Regions from separate parts of the Homo sapiens genome. Here region 1 is linked to region 2. The links are chromatin loops, found by intact Hi-C in ENCODE. Cell type or tissue: A673. All regions are shown on one strand. Each heading gives the region's core, and the rest is flanking DNA. Links, peaks and the distances in the headings are about the cores only. Region 1 has its middle 290 kb from the start of TFPI. Region 2 has its middle 13 kb from the start of ZSWIM2.

Region 1 (10,461 bases), core at 902-8,901, 980 kb before region 2:
AGCAGAATGGCATTATCTGAGGTTGGGAGTACAAGCAGGGTCCAAGAACATTCAGTACCTGTAGATCAAGATAAAATGTCCAAATTCTATCTAAAGTAAAGTGAGAGCCTTTAGGAAGTTTTGCAGTTTGGTTTCATTGGATTTGACTCATTTCCTACACAGGGTCCAATTTTATTTGCTTAAAATGGGTGAACTAGAGGATTTTTTTTTGAATGATGAACTAGATAAAGAGGAATTGATAGTACAAAATAGAGGGGAGATCATTGTAATTGTAAAGGACCAAACCCTCAAACATGAGACGAATGAATTGCAAGTATATGTAGAAGCATTTGCATCTAGGAAGAGGAAGCATACCTTCTCCATGGAGACAGGAAGAAAAAAGGAGTAGGTGGGTAAAGACAGAGGTTTATTTTTGGAAATAGCCATGAGAAGTTGAAGGATTTCCCACCTGATTACTTTAATTTTCCAAATGGCATGTGCAAGAAAGACAACAGAATTGAAGGATATCACTGAGATTGGGGATTATAATTTCACAAAAATGCCAGTCTGCCTGATTTTCTTAATGCTTACCTGTGTGCAGAAACAGTGAAGGTGATGTAAACACATACGCAGAGTTTGGTTTTTACAGACGAGTAATGAGAGAGAGAAGCAAACAAATGAAATGAAAAATAGAAATAATGGAACATAACATGGAAAGGAAGAGAAATAATTACAAGATGGATCTCTTGATTAGGAAGTTGGTGAGGTATATTGTCTGGAAGTTTCAGTCTAGTGAAAGAAACATTTCTTGTGAGTATTTTTGAGTAGGTAAGTTGAAATGATAGCAAATCATATTTGAAAATCTAGATACAAAAAGGTATGATTCTGGAAGTGGCAAGTATAACAAGTGATTAAATTTATTTCTGAGAAATTAAGTGCTTTCACAAGGCAGAATTGACAGTTACTTAATATAAAGTTTCCATCCTCTGTGCTGTCATTCTCAAATCCTCTAAGGCAGGGTACAGCCATATTATCTGTTGGGTTTCCTTTCTTCATTTCTGTTTTAAGATTTCCTTTGCCTAGTTTGGTGACTCACGCCCATAATCCCAGCACTTTGGGAGACTGAGGCAAGAGGACTTCTTGAGCATAAGAGTAGGAGACCAACTTGGCCAATGTGTGAGACACCATCTCCACAAAAATTAAAAAATATCAGCTGAGCAGAGTAGCATGTGCCTGTAGTTCTAGCTACTTGGGAGGTTGAGGTGAGAGGATCCCTTGAGCCCAGGAGTTTGAGTTTACAGTGAGCTGTGATCACACCACTGCACTCTAGCCTGGGCAACAGCACAAGACGCTGTCTCAAAAAAAAAAAAAAATATATATATATATATATTTTCTGAAAAGCAGTCCTCACTCCTCCCCAAGAAAGTCTCAACTTCTTTGAAGAAAGAATATGGTAGCCTGCTTTATTGGAAATGTGCCCTGACAATAGCTAGCCATGATTCATTCTTCACATCTGGCTTGAATGAAAGACATTTATTAAATTAAAATATTAATTATGTAGACTATTTTTAATGGCATATTACATGTGACTTAGTGTTCCAGGTTACATTTCTAAAATAGAATCCCCCCAATTTTTTAAAGCAAAAGTGTGTACATATGATGCCATTTTTGCATGACTCAACTTATACGCATGAAGATATTTTGCTTACTAAAGTAAGAAATAAGTAAAATATCTTCAAGTATATAAGCTTAAAACAAAAAATTATTGTTCTACCCCACAACAATAAAAGCATGGAATACATTAAAGTGTTAAGGTATATATTGAGAAAAAAATTTATTTACAAATTTCTGACACTACGTGAAATATCACACACACACAACACAAATAAACTGAAGTATAAGTAGCAAAAATATAAAAATAGCTATAAAAGTGGTCCATTAACATATACGCTATAAACTCATAAACCTGTAAGCTTTTCAAAAACACCACTGAGTCATTTCTTTATACAACTCTAGTTGTTTATTCCAACTGACCAGTTGATGTCTATGATATGTAGAATAAATTGTAATCTGATTGCAAATGCATTAATAAACAATTTAAGCCCAGTTAATGGCTACACTTTTATGCATTTATTTTTCATTTGTAGGCAAATATCTAGGCCTCTTTGGCCATAACAATGAATAAAATACATGAGGACCAGTTATTTGCCATGGATAGATATAGAGACAAAACATCAGAGTTCTACAAACCTATTTTGAAAAGTCAGCATCCTGACTCCAGAGGCTAAGTACTGTATTTCAATTACAATTATTTTTAAATGATGTGACATTCATGTAATAACTCTATAGTAACAGTCTGTCTGAAAAACTCAAGACATGTGTCACAATTTATATGTTTATCCAACTTTAGTTATATTCAAAGGCTTCATATATGTAAAAGAGCTATTCTCATAATACTGGAGGAATATTAGTTTCCAATTTCAACTCTCCTATACTACAACAAACTTTATGCCTTAAAACAACAAATATTTATTATCTTGCAGTTGTGGAGTTCAGACGTCTGAGATGAGTTTTATGTAGCTAAATTCAAGCATTACACAGAGCTGCATTACTTCCCAAGGCTCCAAGAGAGAAATAGTTTCCTTGTGTTTTCCAGCTTTCAGAAGCTGTCTGTATTCCTTGCATCATGGTCCCTTCCTCCATCTTCAATGTGCATCACCCCAACCTCTGCTTCCATAAGGACATCTTCTTTTTCTACTATGCTCCTCTTGCCTCCCTTATATAAGAACCCTCGTGGTTACATTGGACCTGGATAATCCAGGATAACCCCACAAGGTCAAAATTCTTAATTTAATCACATCTTCAAAATCTTTTTTTTAGTATGTAAAGCAGCATATTCACAGGTTCTGAAGACTAAGGTGTGGCTATTTTGGAGCCATTATTCAGTGCACCACACACCCATATAAGAGAACATGGTGATATGCTTCAGAATTTAATATTCTTATAGAATGGTTTATGATTAATGACTGTCATTAGCAGTCTGGATTGTAGTTAGTGAAAATGGTTAATTCTTCTCATGGTGTTATAAACCTTATTCAACCTGACTGTAATCCATCTGTGTTGCTAAAAAAATTTCAACTCAGCTAACTCATTTTGAATGTAAAATATTATTATGATTTTGCACATCAATGTACTCAGCATTTATTCAGTTGGATGACTACATTGTATGTTAGGCATTTGGTAAGGAATGTAGATACAACGATGAATAAAAAGTGATGTCTGTCAAAGATGAACAAGAAGAAACTGTGGGGCAGATAATGTAAACTGTTACAATGTAAAGAAAATCAAAATAGTGTGAAGGAACAGAAAAAGAAAGCATCTTGATAAGAAATACTGGTAAAGACTTCACAGATAAATTAGCAATTCATTTTTATTTTTTTTAAATGGTAAGGATTTTCACCAGTGGTGATACAGAGGGGAGAGATAAAAGGCATTCTAAGAAATTAGAACAATTTGTGAAAAGATGTAGGGCAGAAAACATGTGGTTGAAACAATATTTGCAGGTAGACGAAAGTAAAGCCTGGATGATGTAAATGACCAGACCTTATGGCTTAAAAAACAGGTTAGGATCTGATTTTGAAAAATTTTAATGCCATGCCAAAGAATTGGAGCTCAGCTCAACCATAAAGTGAAGCCACTAAAGAATTCTAAAATGGGATGTGGGTTCTTAGAGATGTGATTTGAGTCTACTATACTGCAGACACTGTTCTAGGTGCTGGGATACAGCATAGAGCCTATACTCTAAGGGCCAGTTAGCAGTCCATTCGTGTGTTCTAGTCTTTTAACTTGATCACTACTTGGTTTTGATCACTTAATACTCCCAATATAAAATATTACATATATAGTGAATATATATGGGTCTATGTGTACACACATACATATTTATAATACTGAATAAGATGAGGGCGCTTTTCATTCTTATGTGTATCTGAAGTGGAGGAATGTAAATTTCTCAGTGGAATTTACCTTTTCCTTTATCCAGAAGGGGGCAGCACATCCCTTGTGTAAGAAGATAACGCTAGCTTTCTCCAGAATGTCTGCATAAGCCAGTTTTTTAAAAATGAGAACCTGAATTTTACCGTGTTTCTTGTCAGCTTAGAAAAAAATTCTTAGTAAAAGTTGCCCACTTAGAAGTACATGAATTCCTTCAGATCAGGGACCGTCTAATCTTACAGTAATTCACGTTCATTTCCCTCTCTGGGTGCCTGATGGAAAATTAAATTCCCCTCCATTCCAGACTCCATGACAACTTTCTTGTGGCTCAATCCTCCACATGGACTTCCTGAGACACTTCGCATATTGATATATATTTTTTCTTTTTTGCTCCAATTCACCTTCACTTATATTAAACCAGCATACAAAGCCATTTGGATATAAACGAATCATAAGACTCAGAAGGCTTTTCTCCTATCTTGCCTTGATTGATACAAAATCATGGACCAAGGCATGACTTTTTCTATCAGTTCTCATCATGCTCTCATTCTTCACGAACTTATAAAATAAAATTGAAGAGATTCTAGATGGCAGTACTAAATGTCTACATTTGCCTTCATGTAAATCAACAACTAAACCACTTATAAACATATGTGTCTTTAAGCTTTGCTTTCAGAATTCCTCCTGGCTTCCCTTTGCACACTGTACGTCAGTTATTCAGGCCATTCAAACTCCTGTCCAATGTGTCCTTGAAATGTTGTGTGACTGATAACATGCCTCTACCTTTTCCTGTCTCACATGGAGCTCATTAGTAGTAGTCCCCAGTGTCTATTGTTGACATCTTCATGTCCACGAGTACCGTTCATTTAACTCCCACTTATAAGTGAGAACATGCGGGATTTGGTCTTCTGTTCTTGTGTTAATTCACTTAGAATAATGGCCTCCAGCTGCATCCATGTTTCTGCAAAGGACATGATTTCATTTTTTATGGCTGCATAGTATTCCATGTTGTATAGGACATGATATCATTCTTTTTTATGGCTGCATAGAATTCCATGATGTATATGAACCACACTTCCTTTATCCAATCCACTGTTGATGGGCACCTAGGCTGATTCTGTCTTTGCTATTGTGAATAGTGCTGCAACGAATATGTAAGTGCATGTATCTTTTTGGTAGAACAATTTATTTTCTTTTGGATGTATATCCAGTAATGGGATTGCTGGGTCAAGTGATATTTCTAAGTTCTTTGAGAAATCTCCAAACTGCTTTCCACAGTGGCCGAACTAATTTACACTCCTATCAACAGTGTATAAGCATTCCCCTTTTGCCACAGACTCACCAGCCTCTGTTGCTTTTAGATTTTTTAATAATTGGCATTCTGACTCATGTGAAATGATATCTCACTGGAATTTTGATTTCATTTCTCTGATGATTAGTGATATGGAGCATTTTTTTCTATGGCTGCTTCTCTGTCTTCTTTTGAGAAGTGTTAGTTCATGTCTTTTGCCCATTTTTCAATGGGGCTATTTGTTTTTTGCTTGTTCAATTATTTAAGTTTCTTATATGGAAACTTTCATGTTTTAATGTCTTTGTTGCTCACATTTTGTTTCCTCTTATAGCTATATTTCTCTAAAGGAAGTTTATCACACAAGGAAAAATTACTAAATATCTTAGAAATATTTTGAAGTGCTTATTAATTAATGATAAGGATAATTTAGAATAATTACATTTACAAATAATGTTTATAATACTGATTAATATCCTAAATGTAAAAAAATCCACATTTCTACATACAATTATATATCTAACATACACGTATGGAATGTGCTTTCTATTTAGAGTTGGGAAGATATTTTGCTAGGATTCACTAGACCATGTTAAAGTCAGCCAAAACATTATTATAGTTGTCAATGTAAGCATTTCTTGTGAAATGCAGAATAGATTTTAATATTTATTCATTAATTAGCTAAAACTATTGATCTATTTTGTTATTATGCAAATGTATTCCAGGTAAAAATCTACCATAATTCTGCAGACAAGTGTATCTAAATTATGCATAATACTCTAATTCTTCCATACAATGTACAAGCGGTGGATTAAGAAAAAGGACAAAATAAGCTTTTTAATATGTTTTCTGCTGTGCTCAGTGAGTACATTAAAATTATGTCCCCTTTTTCCCACACTTGCTTGAGCTGTTAACAAAAGCATAAAGATTACGATTGCCAAATCTGTCCAGTCTATAAATCAAATTAATTATTTTCTCAATCATTTCAGATCTTTGTTTCAATTTTAATAAGTTAGAATAGTTTATCTGGCCAAGGAACTTCCAACAAAGTTTGCTTTATTTTGTTAATAGGACAGATTATGTTGATGAATTTTTGAATGGTAAAATCAGCCTTGCATTCCTAGAATTAATCTTACTCAATCATGCTATATTTATACTGGATTTGAATTGCAGTATTTTGTTTAGGATTTTTATTTTATTTATATTTTCAAGAGAAATCCTGGGCTCTTTTTTATTTTACTTTCTTCTGTGTGTGTGTGTGTGTGTGTGTGTACACATGAGCATGTGTCTGTATGCTGCCTTTGGTGTTGGTATTGGGTAATGCTAGCCTTGTATAATAAATTGGGAGTTTTGCTACCTTCTCTGTTTTTTGAAAAAGACTGTGTAGGCCAGCTGCGGTGGCTCACGCCTATAATCCCAGCACTTTGGGACACTGAGGAAGGCGGATCACCTGAGGTCAGGAGTTCGAGACCAGCCTGACCAACATGGAGAAACCCCGTCTCTATTACAAATACAAAATTAGCTGGGCGTGGTGTCACATACCTGTAATCCTAGCTACTCGGGAGGCTGAGGCAGGAGAATCTCTTGAACCCAGGAGGCAGAGGTTGCGGTGAGCCGAGATTGCACCTGGGCAACAAGAGTGAAACTCCGTAAAAAGACTGTATAAAACTGTGGTTAATTCTTTAAATGTTGGGTAGATTTGTCCAGTGAAATCATCTGGACTTGAAATTTTCTCTATTGGATAAACTTTTCAATTACTATATCAATAATTTTAATAGTTACTAGGCTATTCTAACTGTTTCATTTTGAGTGAGTTTTGGGAGTCTGCATTTTTTGAGGAATTGATTCACGTCTCAAGCTGTCAAATTCATTTGTATTCATAGTAATTCCCTTACTATCCTTTTAATATCTATGGGGTCTGTAGTAGTAATCTCTCTTTTCATCTAGATATTGGCAATGGGTGTCATTCTCTTACTTCTTTGTCTGTCTTGCTAGAATGCTATTGTTTTCAAATAACCAGCATTTTATTTCACTTATTTTTTCTATTGTTTTTCTGTTTTCATTGATTTTTGCTGTTATTGGTATTACTTATTTTCTTCTGCTGCTTTGGTTTGGTTTCCTTTGATCTTCTTTATTTTATTTATTTATTTTTTTTTTGGAAGTCAAAGCACAAAAGCTATGAAACCATATTGGAATCTGAGACAAAAGAAAATCAGTAATATTGATCTTGTCTTTAATTAAAATGTAGATGTTGCTTACATCATAGAGTTCAGAGTTTTTCTCAGTCATTTCAGATCTTTGATTGTTTCAATTTTAGTAAGTTAGAATCTGGCCAAAGAATTTCCAATGAAGTTCACTTTATTTTGTTAATATGACAGATTATGTTGATGAATTTTTGAATGGTAAAATCAGCCTTGCATTCCTAGAATTAATCTTAATCATGCTATATTTATAATTAATTTTGATTTTTAAATGTTACATTAAAGTATTATTCATGTTAATTATTCAGTTTTTAGTGACCTTTAATCTTTGTCCTGAGTTATGTGCTTCACTAACATAGTCGTGGTACTGTTCCTGCTTATATCTGACCCCTTTTATCAAGAAATATGTAGGATTCTGTGTCTGTAACACTTTTAAAGCCTCCCTAATGATGGCAAGTTAGGGAACTATGTTGTAATTATTCCATGAGACCATGGTCTTAAACTGAGTTCCCCTGTAAGCAGCCACTAAGGAGTGGCTTTATGGGGAACTGATTTATTTAAAAATTTTTCCCATAAAGATATACAATATTTGTTTGTCAATAAATAAATACATAGTTTAAAAATTTATTCCCAAGGGCTTTTGGTAAAAGCGGGTAGGAAGAGGAAGGGGGAGAAGAAGAAACCAAGAAAGACTTCAATTTCAGATAAAATTTCAGGGAGGGTGGCTCCAATCTGATCTGATTCTGCAGGGGAGTTTAGGAGTGTAAATTAGTTCTCAGACTTACCCTTATTTGAAGGAAGAAGCTGACTTTCCAAGTTGGATGAGGTGGATTGAACATAAAACTCCCAGCCACAGCCACTCTCTCTTCCCTTTGAGGGCAAAACAGCTCCAGTAGCTTGTGGCTAGTCTTCAGAAAAAAGAATCAAGATGCTGACATGGCCATAGGAGGCAAAAGGGCCACACAGCAGCAGAAGTGGCATAAAGAAGTGGTAAAAATCAACAGATTTGACAGTGTTGGCTACACCTATTATGTAAATACATCAATTACAAGCACAGAATGACTTTCCTATATTTAGATACTTACTGAAATACAGACTAAAATGACTATTTGCATATTTCTTACTGGCTCTATTTACACACACACACTCTTTCTCTCTCTATGTAGATAGGTAGATACGTACACACATCTATATATGCACATTCTCTCTCTTTATTACCAAGGATTGGCCTTTAGGTGCTAAAAATTTGATACCTTTGGGGGGACTAGATAAGCTATAGTAGATAATGTAGATATAGTAGTAATGTAGTAATGTAGTACTGCAGATAAAGGAGATACTAGAAAGGTAGCTAGATAAGATATCAGGAAGAGTGTCTGTATTTGCCTTGACACATTTTTAAATGTATAAGTACAAATTCTCTTTGTATTATTCTTGAACTTTTTAACTCTTGTAACACTTAAAATAATTTATTTTTAACTCAAATACTTGTAGGAAGATGTCTATATTTTATCACTACAAATTTTATTTTATTTATTTTTTATTTTTTATTTTTTATTTTTTTGAGATGGAGTCTTGCTCTGTCACCCAGGCTAGAGTGCAGTGGTGCAATCTCAGCTCCCTGCATCACTACAAATTTTAAATAAATACTTTATAGTATATTTAAGTGAATCCAATTATTTTATATATGTATACATATGCAGTATAATAGGAAGTTACATATTAGAGTTTACATAAATATACATTATATAAGATACTTAAAATCTATACCCACAAAGCATAACTTACATATAAATTTAATCATTGTTATAGCTATATATGTCTACTTATAACTGTGACTTGACATTCACCAACATCTACATAAAATATGTAAAAAAAAAAGCTCCTCCTGAATAAACATGTTACTTTGTTTGCATTCTTCTTTGAAATAATATTTCCATTTTTCATATCAATATAGAGTTATACTAATTTATTTTTAAAATTATTCCTGCAGATTATTTTTTGGAAGAAACATAGTATATAAAGCAATTGACTATCTTCGAATTGAGTATCTTAAAATGTATTCTCTTTAATTTATTCATGTCCTTTTACCATCAGGGGTATGCTCACTAGTTTGAAGATCTAAGGTTATAATATTCTTTAAAATCTAATTCCATAATTAAATTTAAATTCATTATATAAATGTATCAGAAATATTTATAATGTATTTGCATTATAAATATAAATTTATTACAAGGACTTAAATATGAAGCTTATATATTAAAATTCTCTTGGTTACGTTATAAAATCATGTCTACCTTGTCGCTTTACATTCTTAGAAAACTCTATCTTCATAATTAGCTAAAATATTTAACTATTTGACTCTGAATCCTTTATTTAAAAATAAAATATTAAAAATATATGACAACATAAAATACAACTTACTCATAATTAATGAATTTAAACAAGAAAATAATGTGCATATCTACTCCTCCTTTTTTGCAAATCAACCTTCCACCATCCCAGAGATACAGAATATTATATCATTTAAAAGAAAAAGCAGAGTAATGGGGATACCTATATACCTTATACCTATAACACAGGTGATACTAGTTTACTTTTTAAAACATCCCCTGCTAAAATACATTGTTGTTATTTTCTCTGTAAACTGGAAGTCTTCTTAAAATGTTGTTGGCCGGGCACGGTGGCTGATGCCTGTAATCCCAGCACTTTGGGAGGCCGAGGCGGGTGGATCACGAGGTCAGGAGACCAAGACCATCCCGGCCAACGTGGTGAAACCCCATCTCTACTAAAATACAAAAATTAGCTGGGTGTGATGGCGTGTGCCTGTAGTCTCAGCTACTTGGGAGGCTGAGGCAGGAGAATCGCTTGAACCCGGGAGGCGGAGATTACAGTGAGCCAAGATCGGGCCACTGCATTCCAGCCTGGCAACAGAGTGAGACTCCATCTCAAAAAACAACAACAACAACAAAAACAAACAAAGTTGTCTTCGTCTCTTAAGTC
Region 2 (10,461 bases), core at 1,334-9,333:
GGGGGTGGGATTTTTAATCCAAGGGTTCAGATAGGGATGCCTCTATCACCAGCTCCTATGGTTTGAATGATGGTGTCCCCTCCAAAATTCATGTTGAAACTTAATCCCCAATGCAACAGAATCAAGAGGTGTGTCCTCTAGGAGGTGATTAAGTCATGAAGGCTCTGGCTTCAAGAATGAGCTTAGCACCCATATAAAAAGGTTTAAGGTTTAAGGTTAAAGGGATCACTTTCTTGCCTTTCCCTCCCTTCTGCCATGTGAGGACAGCATTCCTCAACTCTAAAGGATGGAGCAACAAGCTACCACCTTGGAAGCCAAGAGGGCAGCCCTCACCATACACCAAACCTGCTGGAACCTTGATCTTGGACTTCCTGGTTTCCAGAAACAAGAGAAACAAATTTCTATTGTTTATCAGTTACCCAGTCTGTGGTATTTTGTTTTAGCAGCACAAACAGGTGAAGACACCAACCTTTTCCCCAGGGACACAAAGAGCCCAGCTCTGGTCACTCAGAGGACTACATTGTACCGACCATCATAAATGTTTCATGCTAGGTATATGGCCCACACCAAGCCCACAGAAGCCCTCCAGCTGTTTTGGTTAAAGCTATCAGGAAAATGTATATTCTCCCGCAGAGCTTCAGGTACCATACAAGCTTGGACTCTTGAGGCTCTTTTAGTAGGGAAAGTCTACCTAGAAATAAATGCAACACAAAAGAAAACAAGACCAAGAAAATAAGAAAGAGGATTGTCTTAATGATATCATTTAACCCCCTGCATCCAGCTATGCTAAAGCTAGGTGTACCCTGGGCTTCCAGGGTGCAGTTTTTGGGGGCCAATAAATCCCCATTTTTGGTTAAAACTAATTAAAATAGGATTTCTATACATTACAACTAAACAATTCTTGACTAAAACAGCTGTCAATTATAGCCTTTTTAATTGGCAGAAAATATCATTAGGACTGTTATTCTAAAAACAGTTTTTAACTTCAAAATCATTCCCATGTTCCCGGAATGTCAGTTTAAGATTGTTGCTTGTTTTATTTTACATGATCATTCTGGCCTATTAAAAGCTAAGTCTCTGACAACATCACCTCATGACGCCAAGTTTAAGTAATGCTTTTAGCCTTTTTTTGTCTGCTGTCACCCACTTTTTTTCTTTATGTATATTGTCATAGCAAATAATTTAATGCTAGTTTATATAATTTATTTTAATTAATATTATAACTTGAGTTATGACTTATGTTCTTTTGGGGGATTATGTGTAACACTTTATCTCTTATTTTAGCTAATGAAAGACATGTGAGATTTATTTGAAAGAGAACTTTCAAACTGAATTATATGAACATAAATACGTATTTTGGCGTTTTTTTTCCTTCTCTATATAGCGTGAACACATAATGTGTAAATGCAAATAGGTTCTGTTAAAAGGCCACTCTAGTTCCACTAAGTGAAGACTCAGGAGTCTTGGCTATTGCCAGTCATTGCTAATTCATTTAACAGAAAATATCTGAGCACCCTCTGCCAGGCAGAGTTCTAAGCTTTAAAAATACTGTAGTGAAGAAAGCAGTCAAGCTCTTACTCCTCAAGAGATGAGTGTTCTCAGATACATTGAATCTCCTCCCACCATCTGATGAGAGTGTTCTCTTCAGGATTCATCCCATCACAGTCATTGTCCTAAGTGCCTTTCTAAAATCATGAATCCTGAGGGAAAACTGGAGTCACAGATAGTTGGCCTCGTTGGACATCACCTGACACTTCAGTCCACCTCTACTGAGAACTCTCAAATCTAGAATCATTGACTCCATTATGTCCCTGTCTACCCAGCCCAGCACAGAATTCAAGCCCCTTACTGACCTTACCTCTCATATGTTCTCATTCCCATTCTACTCAATCCTCCTTCAGTTGTGAGTACCAATGCTCTTCTCTTTCCCACTTTTCTTTGTACCCTGTGAGATTATTTTTCTTTTTTTGTTTCATTTCTAATTAGTTTATGTGCAATGACTAAATATTACTTATGATGAAGGACAGTGTTCAGCATACATTTAATTCCTAATTTGGTTGTTTTTATAAATATGAGAAAAATTTTTTGTAATAATGTGGGATAGGACAGGTGGAAATGGATGTTTTGGTATTAGCAACATAAATCCACTATTGAAATCCTTTCATGTTATATGCCAAAAGTCACATAGGGATGTATTATCAAAAATTATATTTTAATGATTTATCAGTTCCTTCAATTGTTTTGAAAGCAAAAAATTAGAAACTCCCTGACGTTCAAAAAATTTTGTTTCTGAATCATTGAGGAAATTCACTTTCTCATCATCAATACAAATTTTTCTTTTGTTTGATGTCTCCATGATTTTATACCCTGGGATGATCAACATCAGATTAGATAATATGTGATTTTGTTTGATAAAGCAAGAGAAGTGTAGTTGCAAAAGGAAAGTAGGAAAAGAAAACAAGTATGATATTTTAACTAAAGCTCTAAGGCCAATTAATATTAGCAAAGAGTGTATGTGGAATGGAGGATATAGACATTAATCTCTAAATTATTTCAACCCTATGTACTTGGTAAAGTCTTCATGGACCTCAAGAACTGTACATATCTCAGTTTGAAGACTGCTGATTAACTATTCCATAAAATCTCAACCTTGGGGCAGCTGGCGTTAGCAAACCTTGAGCTGCCAAGTTCTTTATTCCCTTTCTTTGAATAGTCATATTCCATCGAAGTAGAGTCTACAGTCCGTATTCACTATATTACTCTTTCATGTCCTATGTCATCCTCAGTCATACTGTAAATGGTAATCTCTTCTCATAACTCCATAGCAGAGTCACCAACAATTTCCTAATTCATAAATATGTGCCTTTTATTGCTTATATGGCTGGACTACTTTGCAGCATTTGACCCTGGTGACCATTCTATTTCTCTTGAAATTCACTACTTTGTTGTTGTTGTTTGGGTTTTGTTTCTTGTTTTTTGTTTTTTGTTTTTGAGACGGAGTCTCGCTGTGTCACCAGGCTGGAGTGCAGTGGTGTGATCTCGGCTCGGCTCACTGTAACCTCCGCATCCTGGGTTCCAGTGATTCTCCTGCCTCAGCCTCCCAAGTAGCTGGAACTACAGGACGTGCCACCACACTCAGCTAATTTTTGTATTTTTAGTAGAGACGGGGTTTCACCATGTTGGCCAGGATGGTCTCCATCTCTTGACCTCATGATCTGCCTGCCTCAGCCTCCCAAAGTGCTGGGATTACAGGTATGAGTCACTGCGCCCGTCCAAAATTCACTACTTTTTATGCTTAACACTTTATTCTTTCCTTTCCAGCTTCTTTTTCAGGATTCCCTTTCATTGTACACTATTCCTAAAATGTTATTCTGCAAGGTTTCTGCCCTTGGCCTTTTTCTCTCCTCATTGAACAAACCCTGCCTGGGTAAACTTATCTACTCTCTGACCCATTCTACATCATGATAATTACTGTATCTCCCGCTCAAATATTTTTACAAAATGTATGAGCTTTATAGCCAATGCCTATCAGACAGCTTCAGTTTGCTGTCCACTCCACTGCCTCAAAATGGCAGAATCTGAACTCATTATCTATCCTGCTGAACTTACAACTCTTCCTGGAGTCCCACGTAGTTATGAATGCCACCACCAAGACTTCTAAATTAGAAACCCCAAGGGACTTTCTCATTTCCTAATTATCTGCATCCATAAGTGACCAAGTCTTAATAATTAAATCTCTTACACATATATATTATCAAATTGTCTTTAAATAATTCGTCTAACAAATATTTATCGCATACCTATTACGTTTCAGCCACTTTTCTAATTATAATAAACAGAAAATAAAGATAGACATGCTCCTTGTATTTGTTGACATTTATATGTGTGTCTATGTGAGTTTATATATGTGTGTGTATATATATACATCCACATATACACATATAGGTATATGTATGGCTGATGTTGAGATGAGTCAAGGTCAAGTCAATACAAAGCCAAAGCCAATGATGCTACAGTGATTAGTCAGAGGGGGAATAAATAAGTTAAAAATATCTAACAATAATTACCCAACACGTCCTCTTAACAAGAACACTTATCAGTTGCCATGGCACTAAACTAGTCAATTATTGCTCATATCCTTTAAAGCATATTTATAAACTAGATAACAGATGGTGGAAATGTTATACTTTTGATCTTCCCAGTCAGCCAAATGTCTCTCTTAACCTACTAAAAAAAAAAAAAAACACTGACTGAAAATCCAAAGTTCAGATGCAGGAAACACATTCATTGCTGTCATTTCTGTCAGTAGTTGTTTTCTTTTTCTATTCCCTGATGTATATTAGCACCAAAGGTTAACTAATTTAAGCAGCTCATACTAATCTGAATAGGTAGGGGGAAAAGGAACATTTGAGTAGAGAATAATGATTACAATGCAGAAGATGATTACATTATTAAATCTAAATTTCACATCATCATTTTTGGAAAGATAAATAAAAACATGTTTATGAACAAGCAATGATTTAATGATTGCTAACCCAATAGCATTCAGGTTCACGGTACTATGCTGACACCTAGTGGAATAAAAATAGGATCCCAATGCTTCCAAGAAATCCATTTTTAAGCTTTTCACCCTTAAGCTGTAGAATAAATAATACACACATACACACAGACTCACATGATATACATATCATAAACATGCCAAAAGGCAAGATGGCCTTGGTGCCAATTTAGTGAAAAATTGCTTGAAATGATTGAAAGCAGATGCTGTTGGTTTTCAAATAATACCTCACCAAATTCCATAAAAATTTGGTTTTTAAAAGTAATCAGTAGCTTTTTCTTCATTTTTGTTTTAATCAAATTTGGTTTTTTAAATGTAGCTAAAATAATCAGTGTTTGTTGAGACAAAAATGGTCCTCTCTTCTCTACATCCCATTTCCCCTTCCCCAAACTTACCATTATGCAGATAAGAAACATTTTCAAACATGTAAGATTTGTTTTATTATGCTTTTGCTTTTTTTCAGTTTCAAGGGTACATATACATGTTTGTTATATAGGTAAACTGCATGTCATAAGGGTTTGGTATACAGATAATTTTGTCACCTAGGTTGTAAGTATAGTACTTGGCTAGGTATAGAACTCTAAGTTAGAAATTACTTTTCCTTAGAATTTTGAAGGCATTACTCTTTGTCTCATGGTTTCACTGCTGTTGATGAGAAGTAAAAATCAATTCTGATTCTAGATCCTTTAGTTTCTCTCTCTTTCTCCCCTTTCCTTCCTCTCTCCCTCCCTCTCCTTCCCTCCTCTCTCTCTCCCTCCCACTTCTTTCATCTCTCTCATTCTCTCCCTCTCTCCCTATCTTCCTTTCTCTCTCTCTCTCTCATACACACACACACACACACACACACACACACACACACACCCCCCACAGAGTGTAGGATCTTCTGTCATTCCCCAGAATTATGAAATTTCATGTCCATCGGTCTTGGTAGGACGCAGAGCCACCACCTGTAGGTGTGAACTGCATGACTTCGCTTATGCATACACAGTGCTTCCTTGGAGTGGTTCCATGCCCAACCTATACATCCGTACTCAGCAAATGTGTTATACTTGAGGAGCCCTCGAATCAGTTCCAGGAAATGTTGTAAAATTATTTTTGAAATTTTCTTCCCATTTCTTTTATCTGGTCTCTTTCCGGAATTTCTGTTAATTGGGTAGTGAAACTGTTGTGCTCTCTTCCAATATTTCCTCACTTGAATTCTTATTCTGTTTTTTGTTGTTGACGGTGATGGTGATGGTGAATTAGTTTTTGTTGTCTTTTTTTGTTATTGTTTGATTATTTGGGAGGGAACTTTCTCAGCTCTTACAATTATCTTTTCTTTGTAATAATTTAAATTACTAAAATCTCATTTTTATTATCTTAATATGTCTTTATTATAGCATTCTGTTCCTTTGTTTCTATAGACATCTCTCTAAAAATATTATGCAAATTTTTATGATTTTCTCTCTGCAGAATCTCCGTTTCGACCTCATAGTTTTTTACTTTTAGCTATTTGATCTGCATCTTTTATGTTAAAGGTCACCCTTAGATTTATAAGCCTTGATTGTCAGCTCATATTTTAGAGTCGGTGATGAAAAACCCCAGTTTGAAACACTGAGTGGGCAGGAGGGGCTTTCTGACTGTAAACATCACTGCAGGTAATCTGGCTGGACCATGCCATCAGGGAGCCCCTCTAATTAATATTTACATTTTCATCAGATTCTCTAGAGAAGACTCTTACTATTTTCTTCTTGGAAGGCAAATTTCTGATAACCAGTAATCTAGTTATAGGGTAGAGTAAGGAGGGGGTGGGATTCAGCCTCCAGTATGCATGTTAACTTAATACCACTTTTTTGGTAAGATATCACTAATTATGCTTGGTATCCCTCAATGCCCTTTTGTTTGACCTCCTCCAGAGAACAAATCTCTGCTGATTTACTTGGATGGAGGCAATTACCTAAATTTTCAGACTGAGAAAGGAGAACCAGGAATGTAACTCCTTCCTAAGCAGCTTTCAATTAGTTTTCCTTTTTATAAAATACATCCCACTGGACCCTCCAACTGCCAAAGGTAGCTAATCACATAAATCCTTGGCTCTTTTAAAATTCTTCAAAGTAAATTGAACTGGTTCTTACCTTTTGCAACACAAGTTTAGTATAGAGTTTTCATAAGTTTGCTATAATGCCTACCACTTATCCATCATTTCATTTTCCAAAATTATGTTGCTGTTGTCTCCACTCTGATTCCTTTTGACTTGTGGGTTCATGTCTTTCATAATATTCCTTTACTATAGCTTCAGTGGGGTTTTGGAAAATACATTATTTAGATTCATATGTTTAATTTACCAAGAAGCAACCTTGTGTGCTTATTTAGCTAATAGATCTTTTTGCCACTTGGGTCACTGAGAGGAAAGCCAAAATACACTAAAGATATTGGTTTATAAGTGTTCCAATGCAATAGAACCAAAGATGATATTTAGAGAGTCTAGCTGTGCACTTCCACACCTAAATTACCTTGGAGACATCATAAATTCATGACTAATTCTTCAAAATTTGTGCCTCCAAAACGAGGTTATTTTAAAGGAATGAAACCTCATTAATAGCATGATGTTATATTAGTTTGATGCAGTCTATGTCAATTTACCAGTTAAACCTTCAATTGTCAAAATCCTTAATCATAAATAATTGAATGTAAGATTTTTATATCAACTAAGCCTTCTTTCCTGGAAAAAAAAAAAAAAGAGTAGCACATGAAAGTGAGTCCACACTTACATATCCAACTTTTTAATATGCATCTCCATTAAAAATCTCACAGTTGGCCTAGCACAGTAGCTCATGCCTGTAATCCCAGCACTTTGGGAGGCCAAGGAGGACTGATCACGAGGTCAGGAGATTGAGACCATCCTGGCCAACATGGTGAAGCCCTGTCTCTACTAAAATACAAAAAATATTAGCTGATCGTGGTGGTGTGCGCCTGTAGTCCCAGCTATGCGGGAAGCTGAGGCAGGTGAATCACTTGAACCTGGGAGATGGAGGTTGCAGTGAGCCGAGATCATGCCACTGCACTCCAGCCTGGTGACAGAGCAAGACCCTGTCTCAAAAAAAAAAAACCAAAAAACAACAATAACAAAAAATCACAGGCACCACAGTCTTAACATGTCTAACCTGGACTTCAATATGTTTCTTTCAATCCCTGTTCTGTCTTCTGTGTTACCTATTGGCAAGGGTTTGGGACTCATCTCTGACTCTTCCTTCTCCCTATCATCCATGTCTTTTGGATTTCTAAGGTATTTTGATTCTACACCTTAAACCCATTCTTTCTTTTACATCTCTACAACCATTAAATTAATGCAGAGAATCATTTTTGTTACTCATTTGGTCACAAAAAAACAGAGACTCACTTGAACTAGTTCAAACAAGCAGGTTTATAGTAGTAAATAACTAAGAAATCACACAATAATCTGGAAGGAGGGACTACAATAGAAATAAACTTCAGTGAGGTTAGGACTAGAGAGCGTCATATATTCATGGTAGCTCTGGTGACTTTGGCAGCAGGAGTCCAAAAAGCTTTACTTTAGTGCTTTGTCATTAGTGTGACCATGCAGCACTTCATAAATCTGCTTATTACTATACCCCCATGACAACACCCCCTGCCAGAAAAGAAAACAACCCTTCTCCTCAAATCTTAACTCCGTTTCTAACAAAGGAAGCCTAGACCATCTTTGTGAGCCAGGCCACTGAAGTCAGACTAGTCTGTGAACTCTCATTAAATATAGTGTCCACTCTTGGTCCAAGTACCTGTAAATAGAGGTAAAATGATGCATGCTACCTCCTATGTACCAGAGATTCGAGAAGGAGCGAGTTACCGAGAGATAAGCATAGGTGTTCAGTAGAGCCCTCTTTTTTTTCTTTGTCTTACTTATGCCAACATTGCACAGACCAATGTAGAACCACATCAGTGGAGCTCAGGAAATAATTTTTGGAAATCAAAAGATGGGATAATATTCACATGGATATTTGCTCTGAGGCATCATGTCACTTTAAGATTTCTCCCAGGGAGACTTCTCAGAGAACTAAAAACAAAACTACCATTTGACCCAGCAATCCCATTACAGGGTATATATGCAAAGAAAAATAAATTATTCTACAAAAAAGACACACACACTTATATGTGCATTGCAGCACTATTCACAATAGGAAATACATGGAATCAACCTAGGTGCCCATCAATGGTGGATTGGACAAAGAAAATGTAGTATATATACACAGTGGAATACCATGCAGACATGAAAAAGAATCAAATTATATCCTTTGCAGCAACATGGATGCACCTGGAGGCCATCACCCTAAGCAAATGAGCACAGGAACAGAAAACCAAACACCACATATTCTCACTTATTAGTGGAAGCTAAACATTGGCCACTTATAGATATTTAAAGATGAGAACAATCGAAACTGGAGAATACTGGAGGGAGGAGACAGAGTAAGTGGGGAGGACTGAAAACCTACCTATTAAGTACTACGCTCTCTGCCTGGGTGACAGAATTATTTCTACTCCAAACCTTAGTGTCATGCAATATACCCATATAATAAACCTGCATATGTACCACCGACATCTAAATTAGAAGTTGAAATTAGTTTTTCAAAAAAAAAATATTTCTCCCGTGTCAAAGTACGATGTATTCTTGCTGACTCTGAACACAAACACACACACACACACATACACTCACACACACACACACACTTCCATTCCTTTTGCTTAAGGAATGTCATATTTTTCTATTTATAATCATATTCTTTTGGCTCTTCTCTGAGAATTGCAGGTGTTGTCATTTGTTACAAAGGCAATACTCAATAATATATTTTAATTATAGATCAGCTTTGCAGTTGAGAATAATGCCAATATAATATCAGAAAAATCACCATCTGGATGGTAAAGAGAAGAAATAGACTGGATGTATTTTCCAAGATAATGATTAAACAATTAAGACAAAAATACACAATTTTATTGAATATTAATTTGTTTTTTATTTACATAGACCCTAACATCAAATATTTACACTGGTGACATTAAGGCCCAAGAGTTCCACAAGAAAGATCCTCCAATGAATAAGATACTTAACATTTACACATTGAATTTTGAAAGTTGTGTATATGTTTAGAAAACTCTCAAAATGCGTTCACATTGATTTTCTTTTAGTATGGTAACTAAGATAATATTGCATTTTTATATTATAGAAAAGATTCATGAATACTACTGAAACGTGTATAAATTTCAAATTAGACACAGTTTCTATGGGAAGTAAACAATGAGAGGCAACTAGCTTAAGCTTTAAAACAACAAAACAACATTTAAAGCTTTGTCATATAACTTAAAACAAAATAATCATAGACTCTTAAAGCTGAAATGTCTTTTAGATAGGATATTTAGGACACTTTCCCATCTGGGCAAGAAAACCTTCCACAGTAATCCTGAATATTGGCATTCAGAATGCCATGAAATGTTTTCTGTGATAGGAATCTCCAAGCAGCGTGAGAGAGCCAGTTCATTTTTGGAAAGCTGAAATTGTTCGAAAGTTCCTTTTTACAATGAGCCAAAGTCTGTCTCTCTAAAACATCAAGCCCTCTTGAATGACATAGATCAAAATTGTATTCTTTCATATGTATGCCTTTTTAAAACGCATGCCCTTTTAAATGTTCTAAGAACCCCTCATAAAATATAGTGCCCAAGCCAGGTGCTGTGGCTTATGCCTGTAATCCCAGCATTTTGGGAGGTCAAGGTTGGGAGGTCATTTGAGCTCAGGAGTTCCAGACTAGCCTGGGTAACATGGCAAAATCCCATCTCCACCTAAGAAATACAAAAAAATTAGCCAGGTGTGGTGATGTGGGCCTGTGGTCCCAGCTACTCAAGAGGCTGAGGTGGGA

Evidence for each region. A loop is a pair of places that touch in the nucleus more often than their neighbours do. Peaks named below come from ENCODE experiments on the same cell type or tissue, not always from the same donor. Only the 100,000 strongest peaks of a DNase experiment are listed, where the experiment ranks them.
Region 1: a loop joins it to region 2, with 3 times the contacts of the local background. A loop is called at or near these places in 5 of 110 quality-filtered maps.

Annotation. Positions count from the first base shown.
Region 1 is chr2:187,836,994-187,847,454 of GRCh38, reverse strand. No RefSeq gene overlaps it. Among named protein-coding and RNA genes, the nearest start is that of TFPI, 290 kb to the right of the region's middle. In A673, for the core only: CTCF peaks have their summits at 3,823 and 4,024 (motif pointing right); a DNase peak (open chromatin) is centred at 4,024.
Region 2 is chr2:186,857,143-186,867,603 of GRCh38, reverse strand. No RefSeq gene overlaps it. Among named protein-coding and RNA genes, the nearest start is that of ZSWIM2, 13 kb to the right of the region's middle. In A673, for the core only: a CTCF peak has its summit at 4,570 (motif pointing left); a DNase peak (open chromatin) is centred at 4,563.